2 separate regions of the Homo sapiens genome follow, and region 2 is linked to region 1. The links are chromatin loops, found by intact Hi-C in ENCODE. Cell type or tissue: prostate gland. All regions are shown on one strand. Each heading gives the region's core, and the rest is flanking DNA. Links, peaks and the distances in the headings are about the cores only.

Region 1 (5,540 bases), core at 1,716-4,215:
GCCTCGGCAGCAGGGGCTCCAGGGTCCGGGAGCCAAAACTCAGCAGCTGCTGGGTGTGCAGGGAAAGTTGTTTAGATAAAATCCAAACAAGCACCTCATATATTACAGGAGGCTGTAAAACAAACTTAGCCTTGTGCTAATATTTTGGTTTGGTTTCCACTATCCACACCTAGAAGAATGTGAGCGCCATCCCAGCCCGGCGGTCAGTAACATTCCAGGAGCTTTGGGGAGCGTCTCCATTGCCAGTCAAGAGCCAGGCGCCACGCACCCCAGTCCGGAGGGACCGCTCAGCCTCGGGCTAAAAAAGGGAGAGAGCGCAAGCAGATGGCGTCCACAGCCGCGTCTCCAGGCCACAGCGGGCACCTGCAGGGCAGCTGGGAATGGGAAGGGCAGAGGCGGCCAGAAGCTCGTGCCCTCACTGATGCCGGCCCTGGCAGTTCTTTCCAAAAATCTTCCCACTCAGCTCCCTGAGTCCCACGGATCAGGCGCCCTTAGCCTGCTGTGCAGGGGGTGGGGGAGACTGAGGCACAGAAGGCCGGGCCCCCCAGGCACCAAGCACGGCCCATGACCCAGAGCCATGGAGTCACCCAGGCCGCACAGCTGGTGAGAGCAGCCCTAGATGAGGCGGAGCCACTGGGTTCAAGGCCAGAGTTCCTGCTGCACCCCCGACCCCTGGTCCCGCCATGGAAGGTGCCAGGAGTCATGTTCCCTGGGCTCCTCTTCCCCCAAAAGCCCCTCCTCATGTATGCATGAGTGTGTGTGTGTGTGTGAGAGTGTGTGTGTGCACGTTTCCCTGCCTGAGCACTGAGCACACCTCCGCACAGGCAACTGCTGCCACCACCTCATGGTCTCCCAGTAGCCACTATGAGGAGGGCAGAGGCCACCGCCTCTAGCCCAGCAGGACGAGGGCCTCGTGACCCGTGGGGGGAGCAGAGCAGGGTCTGTGTGCCTCGTGACCCCTGGGGGGTGGGCAGAGCAGGGTCTGTGTGCCTCGTGACCCCTGGGGGGTGGGCAGAGCAGGGTCTGTGTGCAGGGTTCCTTGCCAGGCACGTGGCCAGCACTGCAGGAGCTGGCATTGTGGTGGCTCGGACGCCCTGACCCCGTGTTGATGTTTTTGGTGCAGCCCTGCCCGCGTGGCCTTAGGGTGACCCATGTGACCACAGCCCATGGCGGGCACAGCACAAGGGAGGCCACTTCCAGGCCTAGGGGGTTAGACTGTGGCTTCTGGCACCTGGAGGAGACTTGGCAGCCTGGGGGTGCCACATGGTCAGGGGCTGAGGCCTCCCCACAGCCCCGTGAGCCCCGTCCTGGACAAGGGGCTGCCCGTGGCTGCCACCTGAGCCACAGCCACCAGCCATGCTGCCCCTGAAACGGGGGAGCTAACACGTGGAGGCATTTTTAAGCTGCTACGTTTTGGGGTATTTGCTACACGGCTATAGATGTCTGATACGCTGTGGGGTATGCCCTGAATGTGGGGTCTGGTTGGCCCTAGGCTAGCATCAAGCTTTGGGCAGCCAGGGCCCCAAAGCCCCCACTCCTGCCCACTGTGGCCACGCGCCTGCAGGACCAGTCCCGCCGCTGTGTGGGCCTCGCCTCTGGACACAGGCCCCAGGACCCCCGAACTGAGGCTGGCCTGGCTCCACGTCCTCCCGCCCACTCCCGTTCAGCGCTGCCAGGCACCGTACCCTCTGCTGCCCACCAGGACCCGGCTCCTGGCAGGCCTGAGCCTCCTCCCCATCTCCCTTCACCCTCCCTGAGCACCCCCCGGGCCCATGGGCCCAGCCTGCTGAGGGTGACTTCTTCACACCCAGGCTCTTGGCCCAGCCTCCTCACCCCTGTCCCTGGGACTTCCTCCTGGCCACACCATCCTTCCAGCAGTGCTCCCAACACACATGGCCATCCCTGGGGAGTCTTCCAGGCAGCCCTACCCACCATCTCCACCCACCTCCTTCCCACCTGCTCACCACGAGGTCCTGTTCCCAGCATACGGCCCTGCTGCTGGCTGGGGAGGAGATCTGACCCCTCCTGGGCCACTGTCAGCATCCCCGGGACACAGTGCTGCCGGCCTCCCTTTGGAGTCCAACCCTGTCCTGTCCCCACCTGCCCCGTCCTCCTACCTGTGCTGGTTCTGGTGAGCCTGTCAGGTGACACACCCTGGCTGTCTCCTCCATGGGGCACCCAGTGAAGCCGAGGGAGGACCCTGGGGCTGGGACTCAGTTTCCCCTCCTAGGGGCCACGAACTGGTCTGGATGCCACAGGCTGCTGAGGGAGGACAGGTCGAGGGCACCATCGAGGGTGAGTCTTGGTCGGCTGGCAGAGGGCTGGCCCAGGGAGCCCCGTCCCTCCCTGAGGGCCCCGCCTGCTCAGTACTGTGGCCCGTGGCCCGGGTTTGGCCTGTCCATCAGATCCAGCCCTTCGGCACCGGTGTCCCCAGGGCCCTGGGCTGTGAGGGGGTGTGGAGGGGAAGGAAGGACATCTGGGGGCGGCTGTCACACATGGGAGCATCGCTGACGGAGAAGTTTTCCTATAAATGCAGCTGTGTTCATGGATGTTCCAAATGGAACTGCCAGCTGGCTTTTGGTTTATGAGACTTTATTAAAGATTACATTTCTGTTTAGTTATTTATTAGGTGTTTAGCCAATATTTCTAAATAGAGGACATGATGCTGAGACTGGGGCTACATGGCCATGGTTGTGTGAGTGTGCGTGTGTGTGTGTTGTGTGTGTGTGTGTGCACGTATAAGTGCATGTGTGAGCATGTGTGCATGCGTGAGCGTGTCTGCATGAAACAGAGCTTTCTTGTTCTTGAACTTCTGGGGCCCGAGGCGTCCGAATGCTCGAGGAACGATGATCTGCAAAGCAGGATTCCGCAGCAAGTTGGTGCCCGCGGAAGCTGAGCATCAATTTGCTCTTAGGGAATTTTCCATGTTCTTCCATCTCCCCGTTTAGGTGCCAGGTCCCGGCCTGCAGGGTGGGGCTATCGGGCCTCTGCCACCTGCTTCGTGGTGAGACTCCTGGGCGCCCACAGCCTCCGCCTGGCAGGCCAGCCCAACAGAGCCTGTTTCATCAGATGGTGTTTCCAGGAGCCAAATAACAAACACACTTTCTGGAAACAGCCAGGAGGAGCAGCCGTCTCCCAAGAGGGGAAGGAAAACAAGAGGCCGCTGCGGCTCCACTCCCCATGACCGCCTGGACCTGCAGCAGGCTGGTGCAAAGGCCCTGGAGCAGTGGCCACTGCTGTCTGCACACCAGGGCCCAGCCCATGGCCAGACCTGGGGCCGGTGGGTGTGGACTGGAGCCTGGGGCTCTGCCAGCCCCTCCTCTGGTGCCAGGCTGGTCTCCCGAGGCCCAGAGGAGGTAAAAACAGAGTCTTTAATGACACCAGGAGCCATTGGCCTTCAACCACTGCCTCCACAGTCTGGGCACCCCAGCCAGCAGCTTGAGGGCCTGGCCCAGGCAGAGGCTGGGGCAATGTGGGATGCTGTGAGGGCTGCAGGCTCTGGTGGGGGCGAAGCTGCCACCTGCTCAGAGGCCATGGCCTCCGCCTCGGGCACCTGCTCCCAGAACCGCCGGCTGCAGGGGAACCTGCCTCCATCACCCCTCAAGCCCGGGCCCTGATGCAGGGTGAGGGGGGAAGCCTCCCAGAGGAAGATGCAGGCTTGCAGGCAGCTGGAGGTCGTGGCCTGAGCTCTGCTGAGACTCGCGTACGACATTGTGTAGAAAATCTGCTTTTTAAACTCAGCCTGCTGCAGAGATGAAAGGAGGCTCTGTGCCTGCGGCGCTTTGCCGCCCATTGGAGTTGGGTGTTGGCTTTGCATGGGACCAGTGATTCTGGCAAGCTTGGCCTGTCGGCCGGGTCTGCAGCCCTTGCCGGCTAGGGCAAGGTGTGGAACGGGAGCCAAAGACAGGGTCCCAGCCCACCCCCTACAGGGGACCCATGTTGGGAAAGACAGGGTCCCACCCACCCCCCACAGGGGACCCATGTTGGGAAAGACACGCGGGGGCTCGGGACGGGTTCTGCAAAACTTGCGGGGGCGGCCACATGGGGTTCCCAGTATGTGTGACCTGGGGACGCAGCGGCAAGGCAGCTGGCACCATGGGCAGGTAGGTGCAGAGCCAGTGAGGTGCCCAGCAGCAGCCCCGCCTGAGCCTCCAGGCCCACCTGCCTCCTTTCCCAGCCTCAGTGGGGAAGGAGGAGACTTTCAGGCCCCTAGAGTCTGACCAAGGCCCCAGCTCCAGTGCAGGACCCGTTGGCCAAGATGCAGGGGAGAGAAAGGGCCCCCCTCTGAGGTCCTCGGGAGGCTGGGGAGGACCTCTGGGGGCCGCTCAGTGGTGAGGTCTGTTCCGCCTGCCCCTGCCTGCCCCCCTCACTGAACAAGGGCATCCAAGGGCACATCAAAAAGATCCCAGAGTGGCTCTGGGTGGAAGCAAGAAACAGACCCCAAGAGGGGGCTTCACTGCCTCCACCTGGCCTGCTCCAGAAGCCGCTGGCCGTGGGTCTGAGTGCCCGTGGGCAGGCTGGCGGCTGCTGGCCTCTCAACCTCCAGCCACCAGACGGCAGTTGACACAGCCTCCTCCAGGTCCCTGGGCTCCTTTCAGCTCTGTAACCTGGGAAAGAGCTCACAGGGCACGAGCTCAGCCCTGTCGCCTCCAGGAGTCTCACCCTGTATTGTTTGTCTGCATCTTCAGCTTTGCGGGTGCCCTGAGGATGAGGTGCTGCTGCTGGGTGTTTTTTAAAGTGCCTTGGAGAAGGCGGAGTAGCTGGTGCCAGGCCAGGCATCTCCAGCCCTGAGCGGGAGGATCCCTTCCAGCCATGGTCCAGGAGCCCGGGGCTGGGGCTGGTCTGGGGGCTCTGGGGCCATCTGCACCCTGGGGACTGCTCTGGAGGATGCCCTGGTCCCCTGTTCCCTGTGGCAGGAGGAAGGGGCTGTGGGGTGAGCCTCCAGCCCTCCCTGGGTGAGCAGATGACCCCATGTGGGAGAGGCCAGGCCCTGGTGTTTGCACGGCCTGGTCAAGGCCACCCTGGCTGGGCAGGTGCAGGTGCATCTGGAGGCTGTCGTGAGACTCCCTGCCCAGGACTGGACACAGGCTAGACATGCTGCCCTCGCAGACACAGCTCCCTGGGAGCCTCATGCCGCTGGGAGGAAGATGGGGTGGGTGCCATGGGAGGAAGATGGGATGGGTGCCATGGAAGATGGGTATCCTGGGAGGATAGTGGGTGCCCCTGGAGGAAGGCGGGTGCCCCCAGAGGAAGGTGGGTGCCCCAGGAGAAAAGTAGGTGCCTGGGAAGAAGGTGGGTGCCCTGAGAGGAAGGCACCTGGGTATCCCTGGAGGAAAGCGGGTCCCCGTGGAGGAAGGTGGGCACGCTGGGGAGGAAGGTGGGTACCCCGGGGAGGAAGGTGGGTACCCCGGGAACTGTGGTGCTCCAGGAGGAGGGTGAGTGCCCCGGGAACTGTGGTGCTCCGGGAGGAGGGTGGGTGCCAAGGGTCAGAGTTGCTCAGAGCTGTGATTTGCTCAGCCCTGAGCAGCTGGGAACGGGGG
Region 2 (4,360 bases), core at 813-3,312, 140 kb after region 1:
CTTGGGGGGATACAATAGATAGAATTCCTATAGTAATTCCCCTGCGCAAGAGGAATTGCTGAGGAGGGCTTCGGGAAACCTTGACTCTTGTTGAAGCCTGGAAAGCTTTCTCAGTCTTTCTCATTGCCACCCCACACCACATCTTCTTTTTGTAACAAATATTTATTAACTCATCTTTTTATTTTAAAATGAAGTTCACAGAAGATATTACCTTATATAATTATAGCCATATAATGTTAAAAAGCAGTGTCATGCTGAAATGTAATATAAAGAGAAACTGAAGATACATAATAAAATAGTTTTCTATGCCACTGTATGGACATTTAGGCACTGCTGCTTTCACTCGGATCACTGAGTGGTGTGGGCCTGTCAGTGCAGGCAGATGTGGGGTAGGTACTGAGCTGGTGACCTGAAAACCATAAGCAATAGAGCTGAGTGGCATTACTTTCTGAAATGGTCAAACCTGAAGGAAGCAGTGTTCAGTCTTCCCTGTCTCTAGGTAGTCTCTGTATTTCTGGAACATTGAGTGTATGTTAAAAGTATAGAAAAATGCATTGTGTCAATCCAAAACTCAGCTGGGCTGGGCTTAGAGAATTATGAGCAGCCTTTCCACCTGCATGGAAGTCCTTTTGTGCAGGACAGTTCCTTGTTTCCGGGGTGGCCCTGCTCCCTCCAGGAGGTTTAGGAGTGCCCATGTCACCATGATGCCTACGCCACTTCTCATGTTGCTACCTGTTGCTACCACCGGGCATCGCTGCCGCCTCCTGCTCTGTGCACAGTGTGGTGTGGCCGCCTGACCGACTGGTCAGGAACTAAAGTTCTCTCGAAGCCTTGACTGAAAGGAGAAGTGAGGAGGGGCATGGAGCCCAGTGCCAAGAGGCAGCTGCGTCTTTAGGGGCTGGCACTTTTCAGAGGGGCTCTTGGGGCCAGAAGGAAAGAGCCGTCATTCAAGGCTTACACAGCGTGGAGGTGCCCTCCCTGGGGTGTCCTGTGTGCTGACCTCTGTCCTGGTGCCTGGCGGTGTCCTGGCGCAGAGCTCCGCAAGCCTCTGCGGGGCTCTTCTCTGTGTGGAGGTTCTCGAGATGGGCAGTCCGGGTGGATGGTCAGGCCAATGAGGGCCTTCGAATGAAGCACATTATTGTAAGGATGCTAATTCTGGATCCTCAGATATTGTGACAAAAACTTGACATTTTTCTTCCTTCAAAGTAATTTATTGACTAAAATAACCAACTGAGCAAAGGTGATGTTTTAGTATCTAAATATTCCAAAAGATTACTGAAATTTTAAAGTAAAAATTTGGCCAAGAACGAGAAGTCTCTGAATGTGCTTTTCTGGCATGACCCCTGTCACCAGGAAGCTGTCAGTGTGGTGTTGGGCCTGATTGATTCGCATCAGCTCAGGTGGCGTCCTATTGGAAGGTCGGCAGTGGGAGAGCAGCTGGCCAGGTCAGAGGATTCATTTCTGTCTGAAGCTTTGTGAGGAACTAAGATGGCTTTTCCAGTAGCCTCTGTCATTCCAGAGAGTTTTAAGATTGCTTTTATTTGTTCTTCTACCCTGGAACTAGGAAGCCAGACCCAAGAAATGTATCCACACCAGGTTTTGCCCATAGTTTTTAAAAATGTTGAATTTCTTTAACTTGAGGCCCTCACAATTTTCTGGGCCCCCATAAGTTATAGAACAGGGACCAGGCCTGCTACCTTGTGGGGGCTGGGTGGGCACTGGCTCCCCAGGGCACAGATCCTTCCTGTGGGTGGGCTTAGGGGATGTGAGGGATTCACTTTCAGATGTGACACTCCAGATGTGGGGTTGGTGGCACATTTTTTTTGTCCGGTTACATCCAAGTAAAAAGGAGGACAAATTCTTACTGAACCTATGCAGTAAACTCCATTGTCAGGAAGAGTAAAGTGTCTTAGCATGAGTGTTCCTGAATTCTGAAAGTTCAGGAGAGTAAGATGTTACCTAGAGAGTGTTTTATTTCAGCTTTGAAAGCAGAGTCTACTGGATTTAGGGCTAGAGATAGACGAAGAAGAAAGAGAAGGGGCTTCTTTGAGCGCACATTAGAAAATACACCATAAAAGAAAATACCGACAATCTTCCAAAGCCACAGTCAGCGTTTCCCTGCCAGCTCCTCCAGTCTTCCTTCCTTCCTGTCTGCTGGGTGGCGGCTCATCTGTCAAGTTTTCACAGTCATGTGCTTCTGGGCGCAAAGCCCTGGTGAGCCTGGCTCGTTTCCCTGGTGGAATCGGACAGTTGTCGAAGGGGTGTCAGCCTCTGTTCAGAAGCCTGAGCCCCTGATTCTGTTCCTTGAAGTGTCAGGAGTTAAGGTGCCTGTATTGAGCAGGGGCTGCCGTTGCTTCTGACTGAGGGTCCTCTTCAGGCCCACTGGCTCTTGGCAGAGCTCAGTTCCTTGTGACCATAGGCCTGTGGCGCTTGGCTCCTGGAGACTGCCCATAGCCCCTGCCCTGTGGCCCTCTTCCCAGCATGGCAGTTTGCCTCTCAAGGCGTATAGGCAGGGTCTCCCCTCTTCCTTTCCTCTCTGACTTCTCTCATCCTTCAGGGGTTTACCTGATCAGGCCAGGCCCACCCAGGAAAATCTCCCTTTTGATGAACTCAGTCAGCTGATGAGATGCCTTAATTGCATCTGTAAAATCCCTTCACCTTTGCCTTATGTAACACTATATCCCATCATGTTCACAGTTCCTCCCGCCTGCAAGGCAGGGGAGTGTACAAGGTGTGTACCCCAGGGGCAGGATGCTAACACTGCACTGACTGAGAAAAGAATTTGTCTTACCTGTACCTGACAGGTGTGTACCTGAAAGAGGTGTGTGCCCGACGGTGTGTGCGACCGATGGGTGTATGCTCGACAGTGGTGTGTGCGCCCACCGGGTGTGTGCCCGACGGTGTGTGCGCCCGATGGGTGTGTGTGCCCGACAGTGGTGTGTGCGCCCGATGGGTGTGTGTGCCCGACAGTGGTGTGTGCGCCCGCCGGGTGTGCGCCCGACGGGGGTGTGTGCCCGACAGTGGTGTGTGCGCCCGACGGGGGTGTGTGCCCGACAGTGGTGTGTGCGCCCGACGGGGGTGTGTGCCCGACAGTGGTGTGTGCGCCCGACGGGGGTGTGTGCCCGACTGGTGTGTGCGCCCGACGGGTGTGTGTGCCCGACAGTGGTGTGTGCGCCCGATGGGTGTGTGTGCCCGACAGTGGTGTGTGCGCCCGCCGGGTGTGTGCCCGACAGTGGTGTGTGCCCGACAGTGGTGTGTGCGCCCGACGGGGGTGTGTGCCCGACAGTGGTGTGTGCGCCCGCTGGGTGTGTGCCCAACAGTGGTGTGTGCGCCCGATGGGTGTGTGTGCCCGACAGTGGTGTGTGCGCCCGCCGGGTGTGTGCCCGACAGTGGTGTGTGCCCGACAGTGGTGTGTGCACCCGACGGGGGTGTGTGCCCGACAGTGGTGTGTGCGCCCGCCGGGTGTGTGCCCGACAGTGGTGTGTGCGCCCGACGGGGGTGTGTGCCCGACAGTGGTGTGTGCGCCCGATGGGTGTGTGTGCCCGACAGTGGTGTGTGCGCCCGACGGGTGTGTGCGCCTGACAGGAGTGTGTCTGACATGGGTGTGTGAGCGCCCGGCAGGGGTACGTACACTCGGGGTGTGTGTGCCTGACGTGTGTGTGTGTCTGACATGGGTGTGTGCACCTGGCAGAGGTGTGTGCGCCCAGCAGAGGCATATGCCTGACAGAGGCGTGGCTTAGTGTTCAGGGTCCATAGTACATGAAGAATCCTACAGATCCCTATGGACAAGGCAGTACAGTAGAATTTGGGGCAAAAGACTTGCACAGATTTTTTTTTTTTTTTTTTACACAAGATGAAATTGAAATGGCCAATGAGCACACCCTCATTCATCCAGCGAGCATTGAGGACCCCCTAGAGGCCAGGCCCATGAGTGATGAAGATCCCGAGGATGAAGACGCCTTGCCAGCCAGGTCAGTGGGTGATGGCATTTGTGGTCAGGGGCACCCAGCACCACACCCCTGGCTGCCGTTGACAGCTGGGTGAGTCCCCTGCTGCCTGGGCAGAGCCACCTCTGCAGATGCCCAGGTGGGTCTCCTGGGGCAGGGACTGGCAGGCTGTAGCCTGTGAGCAGATTCTGGGACCTGAAAGCTAAGGATGGTTTTTACATTTTTAAGGAGTTATAAAACAAACAGAAAAGGAAGAATCTGCAACAGAGACCATAAGTGGTCTGCAAAGCCAAAGGTTTATAGAAATGGGCAGACCTGCTCTAAGGGGCCTGCTTGCTGATGGGGCCTTGTCTGGATTGCCAGTTCTACTAATTCTGGAATTGGAAGTTCTCATGGAGGACTGTGTGCTGGGT

The links. Hi-C counts contacts between places; a loop is a spot of excess contacts. Peaks named below come from ENCODE experiments on the same cell type or tissue, not always from the same donor. Only the 100,000 strongest peaks of a DNase experiment are listed, where the experiment ranks them.
Region 2: it touches region 1 in a loop (2.9-fold over the local background); 2 of 110 quality-filtered maps call a loop at or near these places.

The regions. Positions count from the first base shown.
Region 1 is chr21:44,991,787-44,997,326 of GRCh38, forward strand. It overlaps LINC00163 (long intergenic non-protein coding RNA 163), which reads right to left and starts at 2,300. Exons shown (of 2, transcript NR_033840.1): 1 at 2,118-2,300; 2 at 1-49. LINC00165 (long intergenic non-protein coding RNA 165) reads right to left here and starts at 3,416. Exons shown (of 1, transcript NR_170266.1): 1 at 2,576-3,416. In prostate gland, for the core only: no CTCF peak of the experiment used is centred there; a DNase peak (open chromatin) is centred at 3,004.
Region 2 is chr21:45,130,862-45,135,221 of GRCh38, forward strand. All of the region lies in intron 2 of ADARB1 (adenosine deaminase RNA specific B1), which reads left to right. Among named protein-coding and RNA genes, the nearest start is that of ADARB1, 58 kb to the left of the region's middle. RefSeq lists enhancers at 2,652-3,152, 3,153-3,653. In prostate gland, for the core only: no CTCF peak of the experiment used is centred there; a DNase peak (open chromatin) is centred at 2,200.